Linked DNA regions of Homo sapiens: region 2 is linked to region 1. A link is a loop called in an ENCODE intact Hi-C map of the cell type or tissue named here. Cell type or tissue: OCI-LY7. All regions are shown on one strand. Each heading gives the region's core, and the rest is flanking DNA. Links, peaks and the distances in the headings are about the cores only. Region 1 holds the start of SEMG1 (semenogelin 1). Region 2 holds the start of LOC101929863 (a long non-coding RNA gene).

Region 1 (5,386 bases), core at 226-5,225:
GAGTTTGTCTTGGTGCGCAGGACAGAGTGAGGTTTGTACTTTACTTGAATGTTCCTCTCTCACTTCAACCACATTTTGGTAATGCCCTTTATTTTGATGAGAATTTTTAGTCTCACGTTGTTGTTTGTTAGCTACTAGCTCTTCAGTTTGGAGAACATAACTGCTTTGGGATCCGCCTTGTTTTCTACCTTTTTGTGCACCAGAGACGGAAGTTTGTTCTTTACTTAGTCCATGAACCCACAGCCTTTCTTCTGTGTTTGAATATTGACTGGATATTCCCTTTCCAGATGGGCTATTCCCCTGATCTTGAGAAGGATTTTGTGTCCCACGATGAGCTTTGCCTCCTTTATGGTGTATAACTACCCTGTGAAAATGACCTTTTGATTTATCATGGTCTCTGCCTTCTTGTTTATTATGGAGCAGTTGTTGACTTCCACCTAGATGTCGTTGTGATTTTGTCGTCTTATGTAGGGCATTCAAATCATATTGCTGACTTTTTCGGGACTGGTCATGATCATTGGCATCTACATGATATGTGTATTGAATAGAAAAACTGCCTTTGGATTCAGTTTGTTGCTTGCCTTTTTGTCCAGAATAGTGCTGGCCCTTTTGTCCGTGTGGAAATTGGGAAAATTCACTTGGTAATCGGCCTTTTGATCCACCTGGTAATTGATAATAAGAAGGTATGCATTCATTATCTCCAAAGCTCCCTTACAACTCTTACCCCCCACTTTTCCCCCAACAAATTATTGATATTTCTAGAAAAGCTGAAGCTTTGGGTGGAGAAAATCAATTCTCTTCAAAGAGAAGAATCTGTGCCTAAACAGGTTACTGTTTGCACCCCAAATAATCTTAGATTATTAGCTGTCTGAGCAGCTTTCCCCAAGGCTTACCCTCTCCACTCACCTTTTTGTCCCATCACAGCTGCTTGCTTCTCCAAGATGAGGAGCAGGGAAAGTACAAAGATGATGTTGGGCTTCATCTTGCTTGGAAAACCTTGTCTGAGAGCTGAGCCGACCTTGTCATTTATATCTTCCTTGAGTGAGTGTGCCATGGGTGGAGCTTAAATTACAAAAGGCACTGACTTTTCTTAGCTTATCAGTAAATGCCAACTTCCTCACCCCTGCTGAGTGTGGGACAAAGTCAATGTCCCCAGCAACATAATGTCAAAGGCATTTTCTTTCTTCTGGCAGCCCCAGCAAATTTTTATCAGTCCTTTTAGATCATCATGCCAGATCACTTTAATTTTACAGAATTATAGACAAAAGTAGGAAAGAGACTGGCTTCAGGCTACAAAAGCAATTGGTTTCTGAGAATGCCTTTATATTCTAAATGTGAGTTTCCCTTCATGATGCAATAATTTAAATACTCTATTTTAGATAGAACTCCATACTTCCTTTTGTTTTAAAAATGATCTTGAGACACGTTCTATTTTACCTAAGAATGAGCAATCATAGAAGTCCAATGATATAGAAGATAATGAAACGTTATGGAATCCAAAGAAAGAAATTTTAAACAAGTAAATGGGGCACTCCAATGTCAAATATGTCTGTCAAGTTCAACACAATAAAGACTGACATGTATCCAAAGTTTTTCTTAGTTGTTGCTAGTAACTTTAATGAGAGATGAATACAATTGCATTGGGTTGTCAGTTGAAGGATGGAGACCAGCTGCAACCTTCTCAGGAAGTCTGAATTCATGGTGGAGTGAGAGCTGAGGCTGTATCTGGAGGGTGAGGTAAGTTCCAGATGTGTTTTCAAAGGATGAAAGAATTTTAATATGCTTTCATGGTGATAGGAACAACTGTTGGAAAAAAAGTAAAAATGCTGGTTTCTAGATTGGGTTCTTTTCATGAAATCTACCTAAACAGCAGAATTTTCTTTTTAATTAAGAGAAGTTTCTACTTCAGTAGTAAACAGCTGAATCCCCAAACAGGCTGTGAGAAATATTTGCCACCATCAATGAATTGAATAATGTATTGTGAGTGGACATGAAGCTAAAATTCCCACCTTTGGTAGAAGCATAGATTTTTCCAATTGTGATGACATCCTGAAAAGTCTGAAGAAACTTTCTTTACTTTGAGTCATAAAGACTTCGTTATGAGCAGACCACAGGAGAAGAAGAAAGCATCCCAACAGTGTCCCTGTGTACATTCAGAACACCTTGGAGGGTAGTGCTGGGGAAAGGATAGCTTGAAAACTTATTTTCAATTATTCTGTCTTAGAATCTTAACCTTCCTGTAGGCAATGCTCTATGGAAGGGGAAAAGAGAAAGGCCAACCACAGAAAAAAAGTGCTATGCTATCAAACATAAATCATGTGAGCTGCATGGTTTCTCTATGAGCCACTCTGAGATCTTACCAAATTTATCTGTTTGCCTCAAAGGCAGTAAGTAGTTCCTTATTGCAGAAACCCCAACAGAGTAAGGTGATATTGTTCTGAACTAAAATTGATTACTGTGTCTGCTAACCACTGTAATCTTCCTCACACTTCCCTTAAGAAAATACCAGAAACTGTTCTGTTCCAAACTTACTGATACAAAATAGAGTCTGAAATATTAATCTTACTTATGGATCAAGAACAAAACTTTCATCTCATCTAGTGTCCAAAAGATGCAGATAAAACAAAAGGGCACAATATTTGCAAAAACAAACCAGGAAAATGCAATCCAAGCAAAACATGTGATTACTATATTCATATTAGAATTGAATTCAATGAAATGTGGAAAAAAACATTTCCAAATGATAAAGGAATGTATTGATAAAGTTGAAATCAGAAATCAGTGATTTGGAAAGCATAAAAATGGTATGGTGATGCATACATCTTAGATATGGAATTATGATGGGGGAAAAGATTAAGTGATCAAATGATTTGTCCTGTTGGACAAATAAAAAATGCAAAAATATTAAAGTGCACTAAATTGGCACAAAAATCTGAAAGTTTTATACTCATAGGAAAAGAAGAAAACAGGAGGACTTAAATGTATTTTGCTCAATTCTATGGGAAATCACTTTACAACTTAGAAAAGATTCAAATATAGTTATTTTTGGGGAATGGGCAGAAAAACCTGGTAGAGTAGGACTCCCCAGAGATTATACCCTCCAAAACGTCGAATTTAATAATTATCCACATATGATAATAGTTTCTCAAAAGCTAAACAGGCCAGATGAGATATTACAGAACCTGATTATAGTATAATAATTAAAAATACACATTGAAGAGGGCACGAAAGACAATTTTGTTTCCTGTATCACCCCTAACCCAATCACAGGCAGCACAGTGCAGAGAGAGCTACTTTCTTTTGGGGGGAAGGGAATGAAGTAAGGCTTGGACTTTTTCACGGAACAAAATACTAGTCTATAATAGTAAAATTCAGCACTGGGAGGACACCCATAGTGACCCTGCTTGAATACCTGTGGCCTAAGCAGCAAGACCTGCCCCAGCAGCAGAGAGGAACACATAGTTCCTGTGAGATAGACTTGCGTTCTTACCTGTACCACTGGCAGCCAACTACAGCAGCCTTGGATTATGAATAACCAACATACGTAGGCAGGTATCAGTGAGGAGGAGTTGGGAATGCATTCCATCATTGTGCCAGCCTCTGCAGCCATGGGTTACAGCCTGGTGCAGAACTGGCCATGGTGGTCCTGGGTTTATGACATCTCCTTGTGCTGCAATGACTGAAACAGTCACAGGCTTACAAACCTAGAACAGATGATCTGCCTAGAATTTCCGGACAGAGTTGAGGGACATTCTCAGACAAAGCCAAACTGGAGTAAGTACCTACCTTAAATTCAATATCTGCATTCAAGTACCTACCTGCAATTCAATAAGTACCTACTTCTTCAATGTGCAGACATCAATGCACAATCACAAGGATCAAGAACAATCGGGGAAAACTGATGACACCAAATTAACAAAATAAGGTACCAAATGAACAAAATAAGATACCATTGATTGGCCCCAAAGACATGGAGATGTATGACCTGCCTGAAAGAGAATTTAAAATGGCTGTTCTAAGGAAGCTCAAAGAACTTTAATAAAATACAGATAAATAATTAAATGAAATGATGAAAACAATAAGTGACCAGAAAGAGAGATGTAACAAAGGGTAAAAATGATAACATTTAATATCTAATGTTAATATAGGAGCTGAAGAATGCAATGAATAAAATGAAAAGTGTGAAAAGTGCAATAGAGTGCATTAACACCAGAAATGATCAAGCAGAAGGAATAATCTGTGAGCTTGAATACAGGTTATTTGACAATATATACTCAGAAAAGGAAAAAAGAAAAAAGAATAGAATGAAGGAAACTTATGAGATGTATGGAATAGCATTAAGTGAGCAAAGGGACAATTTACTGGCATTCAAGAGAAGTTAGAGAAAGATAAATGGAAAAGTAAAGAAAGCTTATTAAATAAGTAATAACAGAAAACTTTCCAAATCTGAGGAGTTCATATATATATATATATATATATATATATATATATATATACACACACACACACACACACATATATACACCCATATATATACATATACATATATACATATATATTATATATATATGTATGTGTCTATTATATATATATATATGTAGTCAAAGTGCAGGATGGTCAACAGTCACCAATCACATTCAATTCAAAAAAGACTAGACATATAATAATTAAACTGTGAAAGATCAAAGACAAATAAATGATACTGAAGCAGCAAAAGAAAAGAAGCAAATAAAATGCAAAACAGTTCCAATACACTTCACATCAGACCTTTTTTTTCTTTTTCAACTGTTATTTTACATTCAGGGGCCAAGTGTGCAAATTTGTTACCTGGGTATATTGCATGATGCTGAAGCTCGGGGTATGAATTTTCCTGTCATTCTGATACTGACTATAATACCCAACATTTAGTTTTTCAACCCTTGTCCCCTTCCCTCCCTCCTTCTCTCCTCTAGTAGTCTTCAGTGTGTATTATTTCCATCTTTATGTTCATGAGTATCTGACATTTAGCTCCCCTCTATAACTGAGAACATGTGGTATATAGTTTTCTCTTCCTGCATTAATCTACTTAGGATAATGGCCTCCCACTGCATCCATGTTGCTGCAAATGCATGATTTTATTTATTTTTTATGACTGTGTAGTATTCCATGGTGTATATACACCATATTTTCTTTATCCAATCCACCATTGATGGGCACCTAAGTCGATTCCATGTTTTTGCTAGTATGAATAGTGCTGCAATCAAATCATATTTCTCAAAGGGAACATTAAAGATCAGAGGAGAGTGGAATAATATTATCAAAGTAATGAAAAAAAAGAAAACCATCCAAGCATACTATACTCAGCAAAGCTGTTCTTCAGAAATGACAGAGAAATGAAAACTTTCCT
Region 2 (5,386 bases), core at 126-5,125, 66 kb after region 1:
GTTGGATCAGGCTGAATTTCTTTATTTAGGCCCACTAAGTAGGGACTCTGCATTTAATGTTGCAGCTCAGGGAGTTTTAAAAGGTTCTAATAGTTTATTTGCTTGTTTAGCTGAAATATGGATTAAAAGATGGCCCACTGTGAATGAGCTGGAAATGCCTGATCTCCCTTGGCTTAATGTAGAGGAAGGGATCCAAAGGCTTAGGGAGATTGGGATGCTGGAGCGAATTAGTCACTTTAGACCTACTCATCCCAGCTGGGAGGGTCCAGAAGATACACCCTTGACCAATGCCTTGTGAAATCGATTTGTGAGGTCAGCACCCTCATCTTTGAAGAGCCCTGTATTTGCTCTTTTCTGTATGTCAGATCTAACAGTGGGAACCGCAGTCACTTAACTACAAAACTTAAATACAATGGGAATAACTGAAGCCCGAGGTGGCAGGAGCCAAGTGGCAGCACTCAACTGTCAAAGGCAAGGTGGGTGTAGCTACCATAATGGAAAGCAGAGGCAAAGCAGCAATCAGTCTGACTCATGTAGAGCTCTGGCACTGGCTAATTAATCCTAGTGTTCCTAAAAAGTGAAATTGATAGGAGGCCTACTGCATTCCTATTTAATTTATACAAGCATAAAACTTCTAGGTCGAATGGACAAAAGACTAATTTGAATTATAAAAGCAGAGAATCATGGCCCCTCAATCAATTTCCAGACTTGAACCAGTTTACAGACCCAGAACCCCTTGAATGAAGGGGAGGCCAGGGCCCCTTGAGGAAAGACCCCACTACCCTATGACCAATTTATGCAGTGAATCTTTTTCCCATCCTTTCCCAAGGAGACCTCTGGCTTTTTACCAGGGGAACTGTGTACTGGGGAAAGGGAAATGATCAGACATTTCAGGGACTACTGGACACTGGCTCTGAGCTGACGTTGATTCCAGGGGACCCAAAACATCATTGTGGTCCTCCAGGACCAAAAGTAAGGGCTTATGGAGATCAGGTAATTAACGGAGTTTTGGCTCAGGTCCAACTTATAGTGGGTCCAGTGGGCCCCTGGACTCATCCTGTGGTCATTTCCCCAGTGCCAGAATGCGTAATTGGCATAGCCATACTTAACAGCTGGCAGAACCCCCACATTGGCTCCCTGACTGGTAGGGTGAGGGCTATTATGGTGGGAAAGGCCAGTGGAAGCCATTAGAGCTACCTCTACCTAGGAAAATGGTAAATCAAAAACAATACCACATCCCTGGAGGGATTACCGAGATTAGCGCCACTTTCAAGGACTTGAAAGACCCAAGAGTGGTGATTCCCTCTACGTCCCCGATCAACTCTCCCACTTGGCCTGGGCAGAACACAGATGGATCTTAAAGACTGACAGTGGATTATCATAAGCTTAACCAAGTGGTGACGCCAATTGCAGCTGCTGTACCAGATATGGTTTCATTGCTTGAGCAAATTAACACATTTCCTGGTACCTGGTGTACAGCCATTGACTTGGCAAATGCCTTTTCCTCCATTCCTGTCCATAAGGCCCACCAGAAGCAATTTGCCTTCAGCTGGCAAGGCCAGCAATATACCTTTACTGTCCTACCTCAAAGATATATCAACTTTCCAGCTTTGTGTCATAAAACAGCAAAAAGACACACAGCTAGGAGGTAACCACAGATTGCACTAGAAAGAGAGGAAAGGATGATGATGATGATGTTGATGATAGACAGATGATAGATAGATAGATAGATAGATAGATAGATAGATAGATAGACAGATAGATAGATAGATAGAACACCTGCTTCAGAGAGCTTTTTCCTCAGTATTTCTCTACCTTCCACATCAGGTACCAATTTTCCTGTGTGCACTCATAACCCATTTCTCACCATTACTGATAGCTATGTTCTCAGCCACCAAGTGAGTAGGTACATCACACACTTTTACAGGAGTGCAGAGAGGCAGAACGGTTATTTAGCCTAGGGGTCACATTACAAAATAACCTAGTTAGACTTTTAATTTTATCAACAAATAAAGTTTTTGCAGAGTCATGGCAACATAAAGACAGGAGTTAAAGGAGCAAACACTAATAACGCAACTGAAACTTATTTCTCTGTAGTTCATAATGCATTTATATTTTCTATGAATCTAGAAATTATCTTACTGATAGCACAATATCTAGCTTTGTGTGTGTTTCAACTTCGATGTGGTACCCCAAACGCACCCATATGTGAACACCGCTGGGAGGGGTGGGTTTCAATTGTTCTGGATACACACTGGGACGAGGGGAGTTGGTCAGACCTGATACAAGCCTGGGGAAAGACAATGCCCTCCTATTGCCTCAAAAGCCGCTGGATAAAGTCAGAATAAGGAAGAGCCAGGGCAGCCCTGCAACACCCTGAAGAAAGGCAGTCCACGAGGGCTCTCATAAATTATACCGCACAAATGGTTTCACGTTATCTCTTCCTGGAGGTGAAAGGAAACAGCTGATGGTTCCGGGTCAAGTTGAGGCACCTCTGACCTCCAGCCCCCAGAGCCACAGCGCCGCCTGCTGGTGGAGCCCCGCCAGAACTGACATAGACTCGTCCAGCCTCCAGGTGCACCCACGCCCTTTTCTTGCACCAAGAAGCTGAGCAGCCTCTCTCTACTCTCTGTGACCGTCCTCTTTGGCCTCCGCATGGTTCAGCCTGGAATCCTGAAGAGTGTGAGTGAGTAAGGCGTGACAATCCTGGGTGTGGGTGGGGTTAGGGAACATTTCCTCTGAGGAATCCGTGGAACGAGCTGGCCCTGATACCTGGAAGTGACTTATGGTTGCCCTCGACTCACCCTGTGGCATCTTTCTCCAGCTGCACCGAAACCTGGATATTGCCCAGAGTTTACTCTATCCTGCCCTTTCACCCTCTTACCTGTGTGCTGCACTATAAAGCCTGCCTGGGGATCGAGAAGTATTGCTTCTTCAACTGTCAACATCAGTGTACAGAGCTTTGGTGGACTTTGGATTGAGGTAAGGAGCCCCAGATCTGCCCTTCTCGGCTGCGCCTGAAACCTTCCTGCAGAAGCATTCATCTTAGAAGGAGTTGATAACTGCCCATGCCCCTGGAAATCATTGAGATCAGATCTTTCAAGTTGGGTTGGCCCACAGATCTGCCTCGGAACAGTGAAGCGGGTGGCTCAATAGACCTCCTTGCTCAGGATATGCACTGTCCATTTCACATAAGGGGCATCACCCTTCTCTTCTGTATGAAGGGGACATTTGGACAAGATAATCTCTAAGTTGCTCAAGGGTTATTGAATTTTTATTGTTATTATTTTAGTTTTTCACGATACCTTTCACAGCACCTTTCTCTTCATATTTAAATTGTAAGGTCAGGGATTATAAATTCATTATTCCTTAGGATGGCTTGCCTAGAGTCCCTGATCCCCAGTCCCTGATTCTGGGGCAGCATATCTCAGTTTTCTGTGAAGGAGAGTACTTAGCAGGATTTCTGCCACAGTGCCCCAGGACACAAATTCATGTCTCCTGCAATGCCATGTCACCTGGCATTGACAAAGTACCAGCCAGGCTGAACCTTCCCTGAACCTTTTCACCTTCCTACATCCCTGATTCTCTCTTCTCTCTCGAGGTGGAAACTCCTTAGCCAAGCCTGAGGAGACGCTGGTGCTACAGGCTCTGATTTGGATAACTGGTCTCCAATTTGTCCATGATCTTCCCAGGCCCAAGATGTCATTTCAGAGTTAAATGCTTGTTAATATGACAAGAAGACAAAGAGATAAAGCATTGTATATTTAAAACCACAGAAAAATCTGTAAGACTGCTGGATCTCCTCTCTCTCTCCCTGTCTCTCTCTCCATCCTTTATGGCTTTTCCCTTAGGATCTGAAAAAAGGATATGATTAATATTTCACATTTAGTTAAGGACCACAAAGGTAGTAGAAGTCTGGACAAGTCTTCCAAAATTTTATTTGTAACTATTATAAACAAATTTTGAAAAGCCAATTATTCCCTAGCATGCTTTAAGTTGACATCTAACATTTTTATCATAATTGCATAATAGTTACAAAGAATAAACTTTTAAGAATATGATGAATATTGTCCTTTCATTTAAAAAGCAACCTTAATCTTTTTAATGTTTCTAACGGAATTTAATCATCTTGACTTGATAGTAATAACTATTAAGGAAAAAAAAAGCATGTTCTTTTCTCCCATCTTCTTCCTCTTCTTCTCCCTTTTTTCAACATTTCCTGAACTATTCAAACCAAAACTATAGGTGAGTAGGTTTGTTTAGGACTCACTCTGAAAAGCAGATACCTAGACAGGATTAGGTAATCAAGAGTGTGTGTCAGGGAAAATGCCTGTGAGGGACAAAGGGAGGTAGCCAAAGTGGCAAGGAGAGCATGAGACCATGATGCAGGGCTGCCTGCTCTGAGGGAGGAGAGAAGGAAGGAGGAAGAGTCTCAGAATGAATTACAACATTGGTAAAGTGCCAGTCAGGCTGAAAGACAACGCTTGAACTGAAGTCACCTATCAGAAGAGGCCCAGGTCTCAGAATGAGCCTGCCTTAGTGTTCGGGCCTCACTCAGTCATTGGCTGGGAGTAACCTGATGGAAGCATCCATGACTTCTGCACAGACATAGTGGCAGATGCAGAGGACAGTAGCTGGGGGCATCCATCAGTTGCACACCCTGAAGCAGCAGGAGATCTAAGCAGTGCATTTCCATGCTCACCACTGTCCTCTACCTTGTGTTGCAGTTACTTCTCCAGGTATGGTGATGAAGGCTAGTTATCCCAGCTACTTGGGAGGCTGACGTGGGAGGATGGCTTGAGCCTGGAAGTCAGAGGTTGCAGTAAGGGGAGACCGCACCTCTGCATTCCAACCTGGGCGACAGAGCTAGACCCTGTCGCAAAAAAAAAAAAAAAAGAAAGAAAGAAAGAAAAAAAGAAAAAAGAAAGCTGGTTAATGTCAACTTGTTGAGTTTTTCATCTTGGCTGTCAGGGTCTAATCTATCATAGATGCTTCCCAGCAGGTGTTAATATGTAATACACAAGTCTTCACAGTAAATGTCTCCTCACATTTTGGTCCTCTTTCCCTACCACAGACATCCTTGCTACTGATTTTCTAGTCCTTTGCCTTCCAAGCTCCTTTTTAAAAAATTGGGTTTTAATATTATTTAGGTATTTAATATTATTTAGGTATGACAAAGCGAACATATCAGGAGATTACTGCCTTTTAAAAGAGAGTTTGTTATACTCACATATCTCAAAGGAGAGCCACACCTTGCCATGGGAAGGGTAGGGCAGGGGGGCACATAGAAAGCACCTTTTTCAGTCAAGAGATAGAGGGAGTGAGGGAGAAATGTGGGCAAACCTTTTCTGTGGTTCCTGCAAGAAGGAGCAGGTGAGGCAGGGTA

The links. A loop is a pair of places that touch in the nucleus more often than their neighbours do. Peaks named below come from ENCODE experiments on the same cell type or tissue, not always from the same donor. Only the 100,000 strongest peaks of a DNase experiment are listed, where the experiment ranks them.
Region 2: it touches region 1 in a loop (4-fold over the local background); 2 of 110 quality-filtered maps call a loop at or near these places.

What each region holds. Positions count from the first base shown.
Region 1 is chr20:45,202,650-45,208,035 of GRCh38, reverse strand. SEMG1 (semenogelin 1) reads right to left here and starts at 1,003. Exons shown (of 3, transcript NM_003007.5): 1 at 907-1,003; 2 at 1-662. The coding sequence starts at 982. In OCI-LY7, for the core only: no CTCF peak of the experiment used is centred there; no DNase peak of the experiment used is centred there.
Region 2 is chr20:45,136,113-45,141,498 of GRCh38, reverse strand. It overlaps LOC101929863 (a long non-coding RNA gene), which reads left to right and starts at 2,470. Exons shown (of 3, transcript XR_936751.3): 1 at 2,470-2,682; 2 at 2,825-2,982; 3 at 3,602-4,061. RefSeq lists an enhancer at 2,597-2,656. In OCI-LY7, for the core only: CTCF peaks have their summits at 2,323 and 2,523 (motif pointing left); a DNase peak (open chromatin) is centred at 2,528.